2 separate regions of the Homo sapiens genome follow, and region 2 is linked to region 1. Evidence: chromatin loops called from intact Hi-C (ENCODE). Cell type or tissue: mammary epithelial cell. All regions are shown on one strand. Each heading gives the region's core, and the rest is flanking DNA. Links, peaks and the distances in the headings are about the cores only.

Region 1 (8,000 bases), core at 1-8,000:
AAAGTCCCATGTCCAGATGAGTTCCTTCCACCTGTGAGTCTGTAAAATCACAAGAAGTTATTTACTTCTGAGATACAATGGGAGTACTAGAATTGGGTATATATTCCTGTTCCAAAAGGTAGAAATTGGCTGAAAGAAAAGGGCTATAGACCTCACACAAGCCTAAAAGCCAGCAGGAGAGTCATTAAATCTTAAAGCTCCAAAATAATCTCATTCGACTCCATGTCCCACATCCAGGGCACACAGGTGCAAGGGATGGTCTCCCAACGCTTTGAGTAGCTCCATCCCTGTATCTTTACAGGGCATAGCCCCTACAGCTTCTCTCACAGGCTGGAGTTGAGTGCCTGCAGCTTTTCCTGGTGCAGGGTGCAAGCTGCTGATGGATATACCATACTGGGGTCTGGAGTACAGAGCCTCTTTCCCACAGCTCCACCAGGCAGTGCTCCAGTGGGGACTCTTTGTGGGGTCTCCAACCACACATTTCCCCTTGACACTACCCTAGTAAAAGCTCTCTGTGAGGGCTCCACCCCTGCAGCAGACTTCTGCCAGGAACCCAGACTTTTCCATACCTCCATTGAAATCTAAGGGGAGGCTGCCAAGCATTCTTCAGTCTTACATTCTGTGTGCCTTCAGGCTTAACACCACACAGAAACACAAAGGCTTATGGCTCCTGCCCTTTATAACAGCAGCCAGAGCAGCCAGGATGTGGGGACCAGTGTCCCAAGGCTGTGTAGGGTACTGGGGTCCTGGGCCTAGCCCACAGAACCATTCTTCCCTCCTAGACCTCTGGACCTGTGATAGGTGGGGCTGTCTAGAACAACTCTGAAATGTCTTTGAGGCCTTTTCTCCATTGTCTTGGCTGTCAGCACCTTGCTCCCTTTCAGTCATGCAAATCTTTCTAGCAAGTGGTTGCTCCATAGCCCACTTTGATTCCTCTCCTGATAATGCTTTTTCTTTCTCTGTCATGTGGCCAGGCTACAAATTTTCCAAACTTTTACACACTGCTTCCACTTTCAATATAACGTTCAACTTTAAGTCATTTCTTTGCTCCCATATCTGAGCATAGGCTGTTAGAAGCAGCCAGGTTAGAGGCAGCCAAGTCACATGTTTAACACTTTATTGCTTTAGAAATTTCTTCCTCCAGATACCCTAAGTCATCACTTTTAAGTTCAAACTTCCATAAATCCCTGGGGCATGAACACGATACAGCCAAGTTATTATCACTATCAGCATTTTGGTCACAACCATTTAACCAGTCTCTAAGAAGTTCCAAACTTTACCTCATCTTCCTTTCTTCTTCTGAGCCCTCCAAACTTTTCCATCCTCTGCCTATTAACCAATTCCAAAGTTGCTTCCACATTTTCAGGTATCTTTATAGCAACACCTCACTCCTTGGTACCAATTTTCTGTGTTCGCCCATTCTCACATTGCTATAAAGAAGTACCTGAAGCTGGGTAATTTATAGAGAAAAGTTTAATTGGCTCATGGTTCTGTAGTCTATACAGGAGGCATGGTGATTGCATCTGCTTGGCTTCTGGAGAAGCCTCAAGAAGCTTCTAATCATGTGGAAGGTAAAGTGTGAGCACAAGTCTCACATGGCAAGAGTAGGAGCAAAAGAGAGGGTGAGGGGGAGGTACCATATGCTTCTAAACAATCAGATCTCACAGGAACTCACTCACACTTGGGAGGATAGTACCAAGCCATTCATGAGGAATCCACTCCCATGACCCAAACATCTGCCACCAGGACCTACCTCCAATACTGAGGATTACATCTCAACATGAGATTTGGAGGGGACATCCAAACTATATCACCCAGAAATGGTCCAACTTCAAGGTCTTGCAGTATTTGAGATAATGTGTGCACTGCTCAGGATCACAAGGCTTCTAAAAACATGGGTCAATGAGAGAGATATATTGATCCCAGCTTTGAGTACCAAGAGGAAGAAAAGGAGGCAGAGTTTAAATGTTGTCAGTTCTCAAACACAGAGATGAAGGCTCAGGGAATAACCTTAGAAGAAAGATATTGCATTGTCAGAAGACTGAAAGAAAACAAAACAAATTTTTTAAAAAATGGTGGAGGCTGAGGTAAGATTTCAGGTTAGCAGTAGTAAAATTCTCTTTTCCACTAAGGGCACTTTATTCAGAGTCTGCTTAAAATATGAGAGGGCATCACACACATTAATAATGAATAATTCCATTTCCTTTTTTTTTAAGTGATTTACAAGAAACTTGTTGCATAGATTTTTTAAAATCAACCAAATGCCCTTGAAGTGTAACAGTTGTTTACTAGAAAGCATAATTACTGAAAATGTTGGGCTACATTAATAGAGGCATATTTGTCAGATTATGGAAGGCCATGATCCCACTATAAGAATGACAACTTTGAATATTTGTTATTTCTTAATTTTTGCAACAACTGTGAAAGGCAAATAACTAAGGAGGCCCTGAATCCTAGTTGTTAGAGGAACAGGCATCCATCAGCTTTGTGACCTTGGGAAATCCTTTCACCAGCTCCATAGAGTTGTTAATAGAAGAATTCTTGAGCTGATACATAAAAAGCACTTACTTCGTGTAGGGCTGAGACTTAATAAACAATAAATAGCAGCAATCATTTGATTATCTGACAAACAAGAAACATAGATTCCTTTCCTTATGTGACTTGTCCAAGATCCCACAATTGGAAGAAGTTGAGCCAGGGCTGAAATGCAGGCTCAGCTCTGTTTTACATTCCAAGTCCCTTCTTCACTCGCTTCTCAGCTGCCTTTTCCCTCGATCTTGCCATGGTAACATCCCAGACAGACCTTTGCTTTGCCAAGATCTGATGTTGACATAATACCCCATGCTATCCCCAGGCTTCTTCTTGAGAGATTGAATGTTTCCACGTTGCTTGCATCTCCAGTGGTCACTTACATCTCCCTGACGATCTACTCTGCTAAGTACATTGCTTGCAAAATACTTAAACAACAAACAAATATGCAGATAAACACATCTCCCTGACAATCTACTCTGCTAAGTACATTGCTTGCAAAATACTTAAACAACAAACAAACAAATATGCAGATAAACACACCTTTGCACCTTCCTGCCAGCTCATCATCCAGGTCTATCTTGTTCCTTTGCCGCATGCACAAGTTAACGAAGAGCAGGCCCCTGTCTACCCCCTGCACCATCCTCTCTCTCTTCAGCCCTCGCAGTCTGGCTCTAACCCTCCTTTGTGTGGAAACCCAGAGGTCCGGTGACCATTGCTATAGCTGAGGCATTGCTCTGTCTTCTGTTTGTCAACCTTGACATCACCAAGAACCTCTAAGCACCCCACAAGCCTGCTGCCCTGGGCTTCGTGACTCCATTTTGTACTTTCTTGCCTCACTCCAACTTTGCCAACTTGTTTGGTGTCTTTTCTTGACTCTTCTTCCTACTCTCTCCAGACTGGCTCAATTTCTTTTAAGAAATCAGAGAATTTCAGAATCATAAGAAATCTAAAAAGTTATCTGGTTCAATAGCGATCCACTGTCTCCTCCACTGCCGCCAGTGTCTCTGGCTGGTGCCACCCTAGGCCCTGCAGTGCTGGCGGTGGGCTCTCCCTGCCCCATGTGCCCTTCAGCGCACCTTTATGTGGCCCGATGTCGGGGAGCGCCTATTCATTCCATCCACACTGCCTTCCCATGGCTCCTTTTGCTCTGCCCTGTGAGATCCTCCCTGGCCCCTGCACCATCACCCCAGACTCTGAAGGCTCTCACCTCTCCCTGATCTCCCCCTACAACCCTGAGGTTTCCTCTCTCCAGATAACAGCCCAGTTTCTTCACCTGCAATTCATTAAATATGCTTTCTTTTTCTCCATTCTCCTGTCACTGCACCCATTCCAATTTACCCATCGGTAAACTCTGAATTTTGCTTGCCTCGAAGAATCTGCACACAATAGAGCAGAGTGCTCACCACTCCAGTTCTGGAGCAGACACAGGTGGAGGTAGGTCCTCAGCTAGAATGAGGTCCCAGGAGCTAAGTTATTGGGTAGCTAATGCGGAAAAGTAGTGTTCTACCTGACATAGAATAGATCGATGATGACAAACTGATGGCCGCTGGCTGGCTGACTGACTGCTTAGGTGGCTGACTGGAAGGCTGGCTGGCTGGATGGATAGATATGGATGGATGGATGGATGGATAGATGCATGGATGGATGGATATGGATACATGGATGGGTGGATGGATATGGATGGATGGATGGATGGATGGGTCGATGGGGGGATGGATATATAGATAGGTAGATAGATATATAGATAGATTGGATTCATACATAAGAAACAATGTCAGAATCACAGATAGGCAAAATAAGTTGTTTACTGAAGTGTGCAGAAAGCTGACCAGAAACAGTAAATGTGAGTTTGAACCTAGGTGCTCCACGTGGGCGTGGAGTTTGTCCCACTGCAGTTATGAGTAAGATGTGAGGGGCAGTCACTTCTTGTCGTCCTGACCACGTGGTTGTGCCATACCTTGGTCCAGTTCTCTGCTTCTCCATCTGTTTTTCTCAAACCCTTTACCACACTCTGAAATTATCCCTTTTGACTTCCTTTTTTTTTCTATACCCCAACCCCACTCCTGGGAAGGCAATTGTCTTGTTCACAGTAGTAGCCCAGTACCTGGCATGTAGTAGCAGCTCAGTGAGTATTGGTTGGACGTGTAAGCGGTTTAATAAATTGATACATTCTGTGCACACACAGAGGAGGGTGCACTCACACGGCGAAATTAAAAATGCAAAGGCATAAGCAGCTTTGCTGGTGTTGTCGCGCCATCGTGTGGCCTTTTTGACTATTGCAGCTACAGGCTCATGGCTGTATTTATACCATGAGGATAATAACCTGTTTGCCTCGATTGCTGGTGGGATGAAGTCAGAGGCTGATAGGACTTACTGCACTCACCTGCTTCTCCTGTACCTATCTTGCTATCCTTGTGCTCTCGTTAGAGCTGATGTTTCTCGAGGTGCACGTTTGGCTTCTGCTTTTTCTCATTGTGAAGTATTTGTTGATCCATTACACCTGGCTGCAAATGACTACTAATTCCAAATCTCAATCCCCAAGTTCACATTCCTTATATCAGCATTTAAAGTGACAAAGCTCTCTAAACATTGCTTCAGCTGCATCCCACAGATTTTAATATGTTGGATTTTTGTTGTCATGCATATCAAAATATTTGCTAGTTTCCCCTTGATTTCATTTTTGGCCTATGAACTATTTAGAAGTGTGTTCTTTAATTGTCAGATATTTAAAGTGTTTTTCTAGATATCTTGTTACTAATTTCTAAATAAATTCCATTGTGTTCAGAAAATATACTTTGCAGGACTTCAGTGCTTTTAATGAGGCTTGTTTTATGTCCACCAGCTTGTCTGTGTTAGCAAATGTATTACGTGCATTGGAAAAAAAATGTGTATTCTGCAGTTGCTGAATGTAGTGTTCTATAAATAGCAATGAGATAAAAGTGGTTGGTTGTGTTGTTCAGGTCGTCCCTGTCTTTACTGATTTTTTGTCAATTTGTTCTATCAATTGCAGAAAGAGATATATTAAAAAATTCTTAGTTATAATTGTGAAGTTGTCAGTATTTCCTGGTTCTTTTCATTTTGCTTTATGTATCTAAGGCTGTGTATTAAGCACATGCACATAGTTAATTGCTAAATCTTCTTGACGAATTGTCACTTTATGATTATGATAATGAAATGTCTCTAGTAACGCTCTGATACTACATTTGCCACTCCAGCCTTTTATCCATGTCATTTGCTCATGGTATGTCTTTTCTGGTCCATTTCTTTCAACCTACCTTTGTCTTCATATTTAAAGCATGTCTTTTACTTTCTTTTCTTTTCCTTTTTTTTTTTTTTTTTTTTTTTTGAGACAGAGTCTTACCTGTTGCCCAGCGCTCACTGCAACCTCTGCCTCCGGGGTTCAAGTGATTCTCATTCTCCTGTTTCAGCCTCCCAAGTAGCTGGAATTACAGGCACCTGCCACCACGCGGAGCTAATTTTTGTATTTTTAGTAGAGATGGGGTTTTACCATTTTGGTCAGGCTGGTCTTGAACTCCTGACCTCAGTTGATCCACCAGCCTCGGCCTCCCGAAGTGCTGGGATTACAGGTGTGAGCCACTGTGCCCGGCCTAAAGCATGTCTCTTGTAGTCAGCATATAGTATGCTATTATTTTTTATCCATGCCAACAATCGCTGGCTTTTGATTAGCATGTTTAGACTATTAACATTTACTGTAAGTACGAATATGGTTGGTTTAGGACTTCCATTTTATTACTTATTTTCCATTTGTTCCCTCCACTTTGGTTTACTGGATCCCCGTTTCCTCCTTCCTTTTGGATAATTTAATTTTTTTAGTATTTCATTTTAATTCATCTATGGACTTTTCAGCTACATCCTATACATGGTTTAGGGTTTGCTCTATAGGTTAAAATATGCATAACTAATTTTTCACATTTGACTTAGAGTTAACTTGTCTCACTTTAAGTAAAACAAAGAAAACTTGCAGACATATTGGACCCTCTACCACTACCACCCGCATTGACCTGTATGCTATAGATGTCATAGATTATGTCTACACACATTGAAAACCCCACCAGGCAGTATTATAATTTTTGATTTTAATAGTCATAAGTATTTGAGAGAAGTTCAGAGGAAAAAAATATTATCCTAGCTATTTATCGTTGACTTCCCTTTATTACTGAAAAGCCAAGTTTCTCTCAAGTGTCATTTTTCTGCAGCATGAAGAACTTCATTTTGCATTTCTCGTAGAGTGGGTCTGCAGGTGATGTTTTCTTATTTTCTTTCATCTGAGAATATCTTGACATTGCTTTATTCCTGAATTCCTTAAAGAGAGAGAGAGAATGAGAAAGAGTCTCACTCTGTTGCCCAGGCTGGAGTGCAGTGGCACAATCTCGGCTCACTGCAACCTCTGCCTCCCAGGTTCAAGTGATTCTCATGCCTCAGCCTCCCAAGTAGCTGGGATTAGAAGTGTGCACCAACACACCTGGCTCATTTTTGTATTTTTAGTAGAGACGGGGTTTTGCCATGGTGGCCAGGCTGGTCTCGAACTCCTAGCCTCAAGTGATCCACCTGCCTCAGCCTCCCAAAGTGCTGTTAAAATCCTTTGGCCACTTAAAAAAATGGGCTACCTTTTATTGTTGAGTTGTTAGAGTTCTTCATATATTCTAGTTGCAAATCTCTTATGCAGTAAATGATTTGCAAATGTTTCTCCCGTTTTATAGGTTATCTTTCCGTGTTTTTGATGATGTCTTTGGATGCCTAATGTTTTAAATTTTAATGAAGTACAATTTATTTATTTATTTTGCTGTTGTTACTTGTGCTTTTGGTGCCATATCTAAGAAAACATTGCCCAAAGCATAAGCCACCATGCTTGTCCCTGAAGGATATTTTTGCTCAATATAGAATTCTGGATTGACAGTTCTTTTTTTTCAGTAAATATGTTGTTTTAACATCTTCTGGTCTTCACAGTTCCTAATGTGACATCTAATCATTCAAATTATTATCTCCCTGGACGTGCCATTTTTCTCTAGCTGCTTTAAAGAATTTTTCTTTATATTTGGATTTCAACAATTTGATTATAATTGGTTTCTTTGAGTATATCTTTCACCAAATTGGGAACACTTTTAGCCATTATTTCTTCAAATGTTTTTTCTGCACCAATCTCTTTTTCTGATCCTCGGGAACTTCAGTGACACATATTTTAGACCTTTTGATATCTGCTTATTGTTTCCTGCATTTTGTCATTTTTTTCAATAATGTTTCTCTTTGTCCTTCAGATTGGATTATTTTTATTGATTTACCTTTAGATTATCTGACACTTTATTCTGTTTTCTCCATTCTGCTATTGAACTCATCCAGTGTATTTTTAACTTTGGTTTATTTGTTTTTCAGGTCTAAGTTTTTATTTTGGCTCTTTTTAATAATTTCTGTTTTTTCCTGTGGTCACCACTATCATTCTGATTATTCCA
Region 2 (11,672 bases), core at 2,005-10,004, 290 kb after region 1:
CAGCTGATACCCAGGGAGGGAGCACCTAGACCAGCCCTAGCAGAGGGCTATCGCCCATCCCAGTGGTTGGAACTTGAGTGGAAAACTTTGCATTCTCAGGGTGTTGTCCAGGCCTCTCTGGACCCATTTCTAAATGTGATATGAGAGAGGGAGTGAGTAGCCTGCTGAAGTGTGGCATAGTTGAGGTGAATGCGCTATATAACACAATTACATAGATTAGCCAGAAACATTAAACTGCAGAATAAGATCTGTCTATTCTTCAGAAACCTTTCACCCACAGAATGGTTTAAAGTTTGACTGTGTTGAATTTGTTTGCTTGACCTCAAAGAGACTTCCACGTGGACAGCTGTGATGAGACTGGACGTAGTCCTAGCAAGTCTGAAAGCTAGTATTTGTGTGCCTCTATGCCTTGGCCTGACTCCACTCTTACAGGGAGCAGGTGCAGCTTAGCAGCCTCCCCTGTCGATCAGGCAAAGTTTGGTGTCCTTGGATCATTCAGCAGAAGGGGACATTGCCTGCAATAGTAACGAGATACTGTCAACAAGTCCCCAGAAGGAGAGAGGGAACTGGGGCTGGCTGGGCACTGGCTCTGTTCCATTCGTTTCACAGCTCCCTAGCCCTGACATCTCTCAGGAGGAGGAAGAAGTTTGCCTTCACTGCATGTCACGTTTCAAGTCATCAAGCTCCTAAGATGCTGATTTGTCCCCACACAGTTCATAATGGCTGGAGCCACAATTTTTTTTTTTTCTAGACGGAGTCTCGCACTGTCACCCGGGCTGGAATGCAATGGTGTGATCTTGGCTCACTGCAACCTCCGCCTCCCGGTTCAAGCGATTCTCCTGCCTCAGCCTCCTGAGTAGCTGAGATTACAGGTGCCCGCCACCATGCCTGGCTAATTTTTTTTTTTGTCTTTTTAGTAGACACGGGGTTTCACTATGTTGGCCAGGCTGGTCTCGAACTCCAGACCTCGTGATCTGCCCACCTCAGCCTCCCAAAGTGCTGGGATTACAGGCATGAGCCCCCACGCCCAGCTGGATCCACAGTTTTAACCTGTGACTGCCGAAGTGTATACATTTTTCTACTTTCATGCCCTGCCAGTCCTGTGTGTGGAAATTCAAGTTTTCCAGTGGTTTTTTGAGGTGGGAGAGGTGGGAGCAAGAGGAGGAGGAAGTTTTTCCTAAGAAGTCCAGCTCAGCTCAGACCTTTCATGTGGCTCACACGCGTGTCTGTGTTTTCTCACTCATGGCCAATCGCGCCGCCTTTCATCCAGCCCACAGCCCTGCCAAGGGCCTGCCCGTTGCCTGAGTGTATCTGGAGTTCAAGAAAACACAAACAGATAAGCCATCTGCAGTGCTCACATTCCAACTGGAGAAATAGGCTAAAAGAGAGGGAGGTGGGTGGGGGAAGAAAGGGAGGGAGAGAGAGAGAATTACTGCATCCAAAATTATGCTAATGACAGAAGGGCCAGTGGCAGAGAGCTGGGAGGGAGCCGACCTTTGATGGTGGGTGAGGTCGCTCTTGTGGACAGGATAATCAGGGCACCTCTCTGAGGAGGTGACATCTAAATCAGGAGCAGAGGCAGAGGCATGGGAAAGGTGCTCCAGGCAGAGGAGGCAGCAGAACAAAGGGCCCCGCATGTCCTAGTAGCCTCAGGGAGGGAGGCTAGTATGAGGGTTCGGCTAAAACTTGAGCTTGGAGCAACTCTGTCACCTGCAAGGACAAGGAAGCTTGAAGCGTCTGCATGGTGGAGGCACCAGCATCCACGACCAGCTCCAATATGGGAACCACATGGTCAGCCTCTGAGATTTTGGAAAATCATGCCCTTTAGGCAAACAGCTGTTTTCTTTTTGAGAAATGTATTTCTCCTGGGCCCTGGAAGACTAAATGCCTGGTCCGGGGACCCCAGTGTCCTGCCTGCCCTTCACAAAATGCTGCTCTCGGACTCGCCCAGCCAACGAGCTGATGTACCCAGCAGGGGTCCCTCAGGAGGCAGAAGTGGATAGGTGATATCCAGCAGGGGTCCCTCAGGAGGCGGAAGTGGATAGGTGATATCCAGCAGGGGTCCCTCAGGAGGCAGAAGTGGATAGGTGATATCCAGCAGGGGTCCCTCAGGAGGCAGAAGTGGATAGGTGATATCCAGCAGGGGTCCCTCAGGAGGCGGAAGTGGATAGGTGATATCCAGCAGGGGTCCCTCAGGAGGCGGAAGTGGATAGGTGATATCCAGCAGGGGTCCCTCAGGAGGCGGAAGTGGATAGGTGATATCCAGCAGGTGTCCCTCAGGAGGCGGAAGTGGATAGGTGATATCCAGTGGCTGGGGGCGGGGGTGGGGGCGGGGGTGGGGGTGAGGGGCAAGCACAGGTGTGTGCTGTGTAAGCAGGTGCCCAGGCCCCTGGAGAACCTCCCACTGCACTTTCCCTGTGGCCTCAGCAAGGAAGGGGCCCTCGCTGACTGGATGAGTAGGAGGGTCCCCCAGGCCTGGTCTGGTCTGGAGAGAGCTCTGTACATGTGTGGACCCCAGTATGTGGACCACATGCTGCTTCTGCTCCAGTAACACCTGTGGGTTAACTCGGTGCTTCTCCACATGGTAATCACACAGTATTGTTTCTGACCAGGAACCTCACAGCAACGTGTTATGTGCTGAGTATCTGGGTCCTCCCAAAATTCATGTGCTGAAGACCTGGCCCCCTGCGTGATGGTGTCTGGAGGTGGGGCCTTTTTGGGGAGGGTTAGGTTTAGATGAGATCATATGGGTGGGGCCCCATGATGGGACTAGTGCCCTTGTAGAAAAGGAAGAGAAACCTCTTCCTACAGCCATCTCTCTCTGCCATAGGAGGACACAGTGAGAAGGTGGCTCTTCAAGCCAGGAAGATGTCCCTCACCAGGACCTACATTTGCTGGCACCATGAGCTTGGACTTCCAGCCTCCAGGATGGCAAGGAGTCCATGTGTGCTGTTTAAGCCACCCCTTATGTGCTACTTCGTCCCAACTGCCCAAACCTGGAGCAAGGGAATGAATGGGCTGATACTTCCAGGATTCATGGGTCTCACCATGTTCAGGAACTGTGCCTCTTTAGAATGAGATGCGGCCTACTGAGGGGTCCTCACAGCCCTGGTGGGACTGGGGTGCATCCTGGTTGAGCAGTGCATGCTCTGAGCCACTGTACTATCTGGTGCCTTTTCTCCCCTTGCAGACTCTACAAGTGGAGATTGAAGGACTGTACGTGATAGTGGAATTACTCACATTGATACCCAACAACTTGCCAAGAAACTATTTCCTTTCTCTGTGCTCCGGGGCCCTGCTGGGGGAATGCTTCCCCTAGGGACACCAATGCTGTTCCGCCACCCTGGCTCTCAAGACTGTGCCATCACAGGCAGGGGCCACACCATGGGGCGGCCTCTCCTGACTGGCAAGGGGGATGTCAGGGCACTGTTCCTCCATGCGGCAGGGAGGAAGCACCCCCGCACCACCAGCCCAGTGGGGAAACATTAACAGAAGACAGCAGCAACCCAAGGGCAGGGGCCCTCCACCTTCTGGGACCACAGGGAAATACAGACAAAGATTCCCAAGCAGCTCTGGGGCCAGGTTCGAGGACGGTGTGAGAGGGGCAGCTGGGAACATCACGGGTACAGGGACCTGCACAGGGGCTGAGGGCTGTGCCAGCTGTGTTGGCTTCCTGCAGCTGCCATCACAAAGTCCCACAGGTGGGCAGCTTAAACAGCAGGCTGCTCTCACAGCCCTGGAGGCTGGAAGGCCAAGATCAAGGTGCTGGCAGGGCACATTTCTCCTGAGGCCTGTCTCCTTGGCTTATAGAGGGCCACCTTTTCCCTGTGTCTCTTCACATCGTCCTCCCTGTGTGTATGTCCCTCTCTGTGTCCAGATGTCCCTTTCCATAAGAACACCAGTCATGCTGGATTAGGTCCCCCCACCCCAATGACCTCATCATCACTTGATTACCTTAGTAAAGGCCCTGTCTCCAAAGACGGTCACATTTTTAGGTACTGGGGTTAGGACTTCAACAGGATAATTTTTTTTGGAGGGGTGAAACCTTGATTCAACCCATGACAGTAGCTATTCACATTTTCATCCTGGGCCTTAGAGGAACTGATTTCTTCCACCACCCCCATTTCCCTGTTACCTTATATAGATTGTGCTGATGGTGGCCAACTTCCTGCGTTGCTCATGGTTTATAGGTGTTCAGTCTGAACTGGACTGGAAGAGAAAGATTGTCCAGGGCTGTAAAGAGAGACTGGTGAGACTTGGGTTTTGTCTTTGGGAGACGATGTGCATGTTTTCATTGTTTGTGAAGAGCAGCTGTGTTATTTGGGTGGGGATGTCATGGCTGCCATCACTGTTACTTTGGAGGTGAACAATAGGAAGAAAGTTGTGTGGAGACTTTGAGCGGCTGCAGGCTGGAGTGTGGTGGATAGGACAGATGGGTTTTTTGTACTCAAGCTATTTGAAAGCTGGAATCTCAAACTTCCTTGAAGCATTAATTTCCCCTGTGACTTGAGCTTTCCTGAGCAGCTATCCATGTGAGACTTGCAGGGAGGTGGTAGCCACATCGAGCCACCTCTGCAAGCCAGGGAGCAGGATGATCGCTGTGACCAGGGTGGCTGAAGCAGGTCTAGCTGCCAATGTCCAGAAGCTCCTGCTTGTGGACTTTCATGTACCAGCAGCCTGCTTATCGAGCATTTGAAATGTGGAGAGTGTGGCCACACAATTAAAATTTAAATTCTATTGAATTTCAAGTAATTTAAATTGTAAGTAGTTTAAATACCAAATATGGCTAGTGGCTAGCAAGTCAGACAGCACAGCGTGAGAGCATACCTTTAAGGTGGGTGTGCCTAGAGATTCACCAAAGAGAGCTGATGTGGCCAAGGTCACAGGGGCTTTGTATGCTGGACCAAAGAGCCCAGAGTTTTCGATTTTTCTCTTGAAGAACAAGAGCTGCTGAAGTTGTTGTTGTTGTTTAACATAGTCAGGTGATACGGGCACAATTATTTTCTGACAGAATTTTAAGCTGCTATGTGAAGAGATTGAGAGAGGCAACGTGGTGGCAAGATGCCAGCCAAGAGGTTACTACAATTGCCTGGATGAGACGTGTCGATTGCAGAGACAAGCTGGAGGTGATGGGAATGGGGAAAAAGCGCACAGTCAAGAACTCTGCAGGGGAACACCTGTTAGGATCTGACCGCTGACGGTGTGCTGGGGGGTAAGACGGAAGCTTCGGACCCCAGGATCTTGGGATTTATCACTTGCAAATGGCATGTATGGGAATGTCTCAGCGGAGTTAGGGAATGAAGGAGCAGTAGCATGTCCAGGCGGAGGTTGGGTGAAGATGTGGACGCAGGATTGGAAGGGCCGGTGTGAAGTGCTGTCTCACATCCAGGTGGCAACGTGCAGCGCACAGCGGGCAGAAGCTCGAGGAAGCCCCAGCTAGAGACAGCACTTTCTTGTTTTCAGTCACCTTTGCGCTGCAGGTGGTATTAAATAGTGCTTCTTCAGGCCGGGCACGCGGCTCACGCCTGTAATCCCTGTGAGAGGCCGAGGCGGGCAGATCACGAGGTCGGGAGATCGAGACCATCCTGGCTAACACGGTGAAACCCCATCTCTACTAAAAATACAAAAAATTAGCCGGGCGTGGTGGCAGGCGCCTGTAGTCCCAGCTACTCGGGAGGCTGAGGCAGGAGAATGGCGTGAACCCAGGAGGCGGAGCTTGCAGTGAGCCGAGATTGCGCCACTGCACTCCAGCCTGGGTGACAGGGAGACTCCGTCTCAAAAAAAAAAAAAAAAAAAAATAAGAGTGGATCGACAGAGTCTTACGTGATGCTGTGAAATACAGCTGCTGGGCTTCATTTCAGACACATTGCCTAAGACTCTCTTCTTATTACCCGAGTCACTGATTCACAACCACTTTCACCCTTGAAGATCCTTTGTAAAGTTAAGTTTTTTCCTAACAGACCTGTTATATAAAGACTTTGTCTTATAAGGAAGTATTTATTATGTAACATGTTTGTCCCCTCTAAAGAGGACAGTTTAAAGGAGACATTTAAATTTCTCCTTCATGTGAGACATCCAGTGTTAGTATACTGGGTTAATATAAAACCAAACAAAACTCAAATAGACATGACTTTTCACCTCTGCAGGTTTACGGTGTGTGAACTTATGATTCTCATCAACTTTTCTTCCTTTCTTTCTTTTTTATTTTGAAGACAGAGTCTGGCTCTGTCACCCAGGCTGGAGTGCAGTGGTGTGATCTCAGCTCACTGTAACCTCTGCCTCCCGGGTTCAGGTGATTCTCCTGCCTCAGCCTCCCGCGTAGCTGGGATTACAGGCACCCACCACTATGCCCGGCTTTTTTTGTATTTTTATTAGAGATAGGGTTTCAGCATGGTAGCCAGGCTGGTCTCGAACTCCTGACCTCAAGTGACCTGCCTGCCTTGGCCTCCCAAAGTGCTGGGATTACAGATGTGAGCTACAGCGCCTGGCCTTCATCAGCTTTTCTTAATACTGATGGAGCCCACGGACTCCTGGTCCTGTTGTGAACTTCAGGTTGGCAATCGCTTGCCCTGGGCTGTATGAGGAGCCAGTGGCAGGACCCTGTCTGACCGGTGACCCATGGGGGCTCTGGCCATCGCAGTGCACGGGTCCTGAGAGGGCTCCCAGAGCTGCAGGGCTGAGCGCGTTCTGCATGGCCTGCAGGTCTAGCTGTACAAGCACTGCCCTCTGCTGGCATTTTGTAACAATTGCAAACACACAGAACTTACTTGTCCCGCAACGTAGTGAAGTTTCCAGAAGGAAAAGAGATGAATTTATGCCGGGGTGGTGGTTCACGCCTGTAATCCCAGCACTTTGGGAGGCCAAGGAGGGCGGATCACCTGAGGTCAGGAGTTCAAGACCAGCCTGGCCAACATGGTGAAATCCCATCTCTACTAAACAATACAAAAATTAGCCAGGTGTGGTGGCACGCGCCTGTAATCCCAGCTACTCAGGAGGCTGAGGCAGGAGAATCACTTGAACCCGGGAGGAGGAGGTCGCAGTGAGCTGAGATTGTGCCGCTGCACTCCAGGCTGGGCGACAGAACGAGACTCCGTCTCAATTAAAAAAAAAAAATAAAGAGGTGAATTTATATAGTTAACAGGCCACGTTCAACAAGGCCACCCCAGCCACCCGAGGCCCCATGTAGAATTTTGAATGGCCACATGCGTAGTGGACGCTGAACAGGGAACTCGTAAATTCCAGCCCAGTCCCCACCTATTCACTCATTTACAAATAATGATTTGTGCCCAGCACCGGGCCAGGCATAGAAAGAAGAAAAGGATTGCAACTCTCAGGGGTGCTCCAGGCTAGGGGGAGAGAGGCGCACACAAGAACAATTTCACTTCAGTCTCTTCCTCGATCCGGTATGAGGCTGTATAAAGGGCAGTCCGGATTGTATGGAGGTAATAATGTCTGAGCTGAAATGGAAAGGATTACGCAGGATTTGTCTGTTGGACATCTCTGACCAAAACGGCACTGAAACCTGATGACAGTACTTAGCACCAGGTATCTGAGTGGGAGGCTGTTGAGAGTAAATGGAGTTACGGTGGAAGAAATTCTGAGGTCCTTTAAAATGACCAAGCTGCCCGGGACCTTGCCATGTATCTGCTGGCATGTATGATTTGGTGTGAAAATATCAGGCCCAGATAACAGCCAAATTGCCTCACTTTCTGCAAGCTAAACACAGTCTAACTGCGTTAGCTACACACACACACTCTCTCTCTTTCATGCATCACTGAATGATGGAAACACGTTCTGGTAATTTCATCACTGTGTCGACATTAGAGAGTGCATTTACACAAACCTAGATGGTATAGCCCATTGTGTACTTAGGCTCTATGGTGTAGCCTATTGCTCCCAGGCTACAAACCTAAGCAGCATGGTACTGTGCTGAATACTGTAGGCAACTGTAACACAATGATAAGCATTTGTGTATCTAGACATATCTAAACATAGAAAAGGTACAGTAAAAATATGATATGGTATTGTCATCCTATAGGACCACCATTGTATATGCATCTATCTATCTATCTATCTATCTGTCTATCTGTATAGATATAGATATATACAGTCATGCACGACACAATGTTTCGGTCAGTGACTGACTGCATATACAAAGGTGGCCCCATGAGATGACTCTCTCTCCCTCTCCCTCTCCCTCTCCCTCTCCCTCTCCCCCTCCCCCTCCCCCTCCCCCTCCCCCTCCCCCTCCCCCTCCCCCTCCCCCTCCCTCTCTCTCTCTCTCTCTCTCTCTCTCTCTCTCTCTCTCTCTCTCTCTCAGGAACCATTCTTAGAGTTAGCTGCTCCACACCCTTTCTTTCACCTTCCTTTGTCGCCTCATCCAGCAGGCTTTCCGGAATGCAGATGCTGGCATCTGGAAGCATGAAGATGAGGCCTGTGAGTTAGAGGTCCTTTGGGACCGGGAGGGCTCAGAGGAGCTGGGCTGCCATCCAGCCTGCCCTGAGGCTCGCCTGAGAGATCTACAAACTTAGACCTCAGAAGGCTGCTGTCACTTTGGGCTTCCTGCTGCTCACAGTGAAACCTAATCTTTTTTCAGGGAATGGTTAATCGTTTTATGGAGATATAATTCACATACCATACAATTTACCCATTTGAAATGTACCACCTTCAGTATGTTTACAGGGTGTGTGACCATCATCACATTCTAATTTTTGAACATTTTTGGCACCCCCACCAAAAAAAACACTTTACACCCATTATCAGTCACTATCTATTCCCTCTCCACTAATGTTCTCCTTGGCAACCACCAATCTGCTTTCTGTCTCTGTGGATTTGCTGTCCTGGACATTTTATGTAAATGAATCACACCACATGTGGCCTTTGTGTCTGGCTTCCTTCACTGTGTAGTGTTTCAAGGCTCACCTATGTTGGAGCATTTATCAGCACTCCGTTTATTTTTGTGGCTGAATAATATTCCATTGCATGGATAGCACATTTTGTTTCTCCATGAATCCACTGGTGGATATCTGGGTTGTTTCCATGTTTTTACTGATACATATTCATACACACTTATGGGGTAGGTGTGGTGTTTTGTTGCATGCACAGAATGTGTTATGACCAAGTCAGAGGATTTAGGGTATCCATCACCTGCAGTATTTATTATTTCTATATGTTGGGAACGTCTCAAGTCTTCTAGCTATTTTGAAACATACAATACACTGTTGATAACTATAGTCACTGTATTCTGCTATTGAACATTAGAACTTATTCCTTCTACCTAACTGCATGTTTGTGCCTATTAACCAATCTTTCTTCACCCCTGAAACTTAATCTTAACTACTTTACTTTGTAATACATTTCGTTTGTTTGATTAGGATAGTTACTTTCTATTGCTTGTAACCAAGGAACCGTAACTAATATAGAAATTGATATGAGAAAGCAACACATCTTCAGGGAAATGTGGAGAATTGAGGACAGATTACTGGGTGTGGAGCTGGATTGAAAAGCAGTGACACACCCGTTGATATGATGGGAAGGGGGCTGGCAGGCGATGGGGCACCCGGCCAGTGGGTCAGACTCTTGCCCATGTTCCCTGGAGGCATCTAGGAGAACACTGATTTCTCACAGTTCTGGAGACTGGAAGTCCGAGATCAAGACACCCTCATGTTTGGGTCTTGGTGATGGCCCTCTTCCTGGTTTCACACTGCTGACTGCTAGCAGTATCTTCACATGGTAGAGAGTAGAATGAGCTTCAGTCTCTTTCTCTCCTATCGGGTCACTAATCCCATTCATGAAGATGCCATCCTCATGATCTAATCACTCCTCGAAGGCCCCACCCCTTAATACCATTCCTTTGGGGGTGAGGATTTCAACGTACAAACTTGGTGGTGGGCACAAACATTCAGTCCGTAGCAGATGGCGTTTCACTGGGCAGGTGCTGTGTTTGGGCAATCCTATCAGAATCACGCAGGAGCCTTGCTAAAACGCTCCTTTCTGTGACTAGGGCCGCACCTACCATGAATCAGTAGATGGCCCACAAGGGCACGAGTAGTTAACTCAGTCACTGTGCTTCTTACAGCGGATACTGAGGGGCATTCTGTTCTTAGGAGAGACTGGACAAAGAAACTGAGTCAGTGCTGAAGTCAAGTGCAGATCTGGAGTTAATTCCAATACTACAAAATGAATTATAGTTTCAGGTGCAGAACTGGAGTTAATTCCAATACTTACAAAATGAATTATAGTTTCAGGTGCATATCTAGTTTCCAGCTTTATAAATACTTGGTACAAAATAGATAATTTAATTACTGTCATGCTGAAAGAGGAAGCTGAAGAAAACTCAATGTCAGATGGGTGCCAAATGCAGTAGAATGTGTGAGACTGTTGGGCTCGTGGTGATATTGTATAAATTAATGTCTGGCTTGCATTAATTTTTGCATTATTTTATGAAGCTTCATATTCATAAAATTAAGTGGAAAAAGTATAAATGAAACATGACTTAAGAGTCCAGATAAATCTAGAATTAGGCCGGGCACAGTGGCTCATGCCTGTAATCCCAGCACTTTGGGAGGCCGAGGCGGGTGGATCACCTGAGGTCAGGAGTTCGAGACCAGCCTGGACAACATGGTGAAACCCCATCTCTACTAAAACACAAAAATCAGCCAGACATGGTGGCAGGCACCTATAATCCCAGCTACTTGGGAGACTGAGGCAGGAGAATCACTTGAACCCGAGAGGTGGAGGTTGCGGTGAGAATTAACACCAGATCATTCTAAGGCTAAACTCAGAAGCAGAGATCTGCACAATCAGTCTGTTGTACGGACACGTGCTGGGGGTACACGCTCCACCCTTTTAGTCTTTTACACTCTCCTCTGCACCTCCAGCTCCTCACCTTAAAGGCCCCACAAGGGTCACCAGGGACCCCTGGCTTGTCTTTGACACCGGTGCTTTTGGGCCCTGGGAGTAGCAGAGGTAAAGGCAGCAGGGTCAGTGAACAAGGCTCACACACTGTCCATTTGTGCCACAGCTGAAACCTGAAATCCGCAACCCCAGCATCTTGGCAGTGGCAGTGCCCATAAATGGTGCTTGGCCCTGCCCTGGCCCCTTATTGTGAAGATCCAGCCTTCCGCCCTCCCACCCTCACCCCCTGAGCTGGCTTCCCTAGAGATCTGAGCAGCAGATCACGCCGAGCTGATGTGGCCTGAGCCAGCTACTCCCCCGATGGTCCTTGCTGGTGACAAACTGGTAATGACAGTGGCAAGTGTGGGCTCCATAAACCTCCTACAATTGACACAAGGAGGTTGTCAGGCTCAGGAGGGCCCCTGGGCCTGGTCCGGGAGTGCTCAGTGTGCCTGGCCCTCCCTGCAGAGTGGTGAAGGGGAGGGGCTTAGTGGACTGACACGGGTGAGACCTGGGGCTGGTGGTGGTGAGTGACAGGGTGGAGGCAGAGTGTGTGGTGTTCCAGCTTGGCACTCTCAGAGCCCGCTGTTTTCAAGGTTGGACTTTTCTCATCACACTTGTAGGTAATGAGGTAGAAAGGTAATAAGGTCGAAAAGTAATGAGGTAGAAAGCACGGGGCTGATTGAAGAGGAGATCGCTGGACACCGCAGGAAGGTCAAGCTGAGGTGGTGATGGGGAGAGAGGCAGGGGTTTTCGAGGCTCTCTTCTCTGACTAT

Evidence for each region. Peaks named below come from ENCODE experiments on the same cell type or tissue, not always from the same donor. Only the 100,000 strongest peaks of a DNase experiment are listed, where the experiment ranks them.
Region 2: it touches region 1 in a loop (11-fold over the local background); 2 of 110 quality-filtered maps call a loop at or near these places.

What each region holds. Positions count from the first base shown.
Region 1 is chr6:166,101,484-166,109,483 of GRCh38, forward strand. No RefSeq gene overlaps it. Among named protein-coding and RNA genes, the nearest start is that of TBXT, 62 kb to the right of the region's middle. In mammary epithelial cell, for the core only: a CTCF peak has its summit at 4,790 (motif pointing left); no DNase peak of the experiment used is centred there.
Region 2 is chr6:166,394,269-166,405,940 of GRCh38, forward strand. No RefSeq gene overlaps it. Among named protein-coding and RNA genes, the nearest start is that of MPC1-DT, 17 kb to the left of the region's middle. RefSeq lists an enhancer at 5,469-5,973. In mammary epithelial cell, for the core only: a CTCF peak has its summit at 6,730 (motif pointing left); no DNase peak of the experiment used is centred there.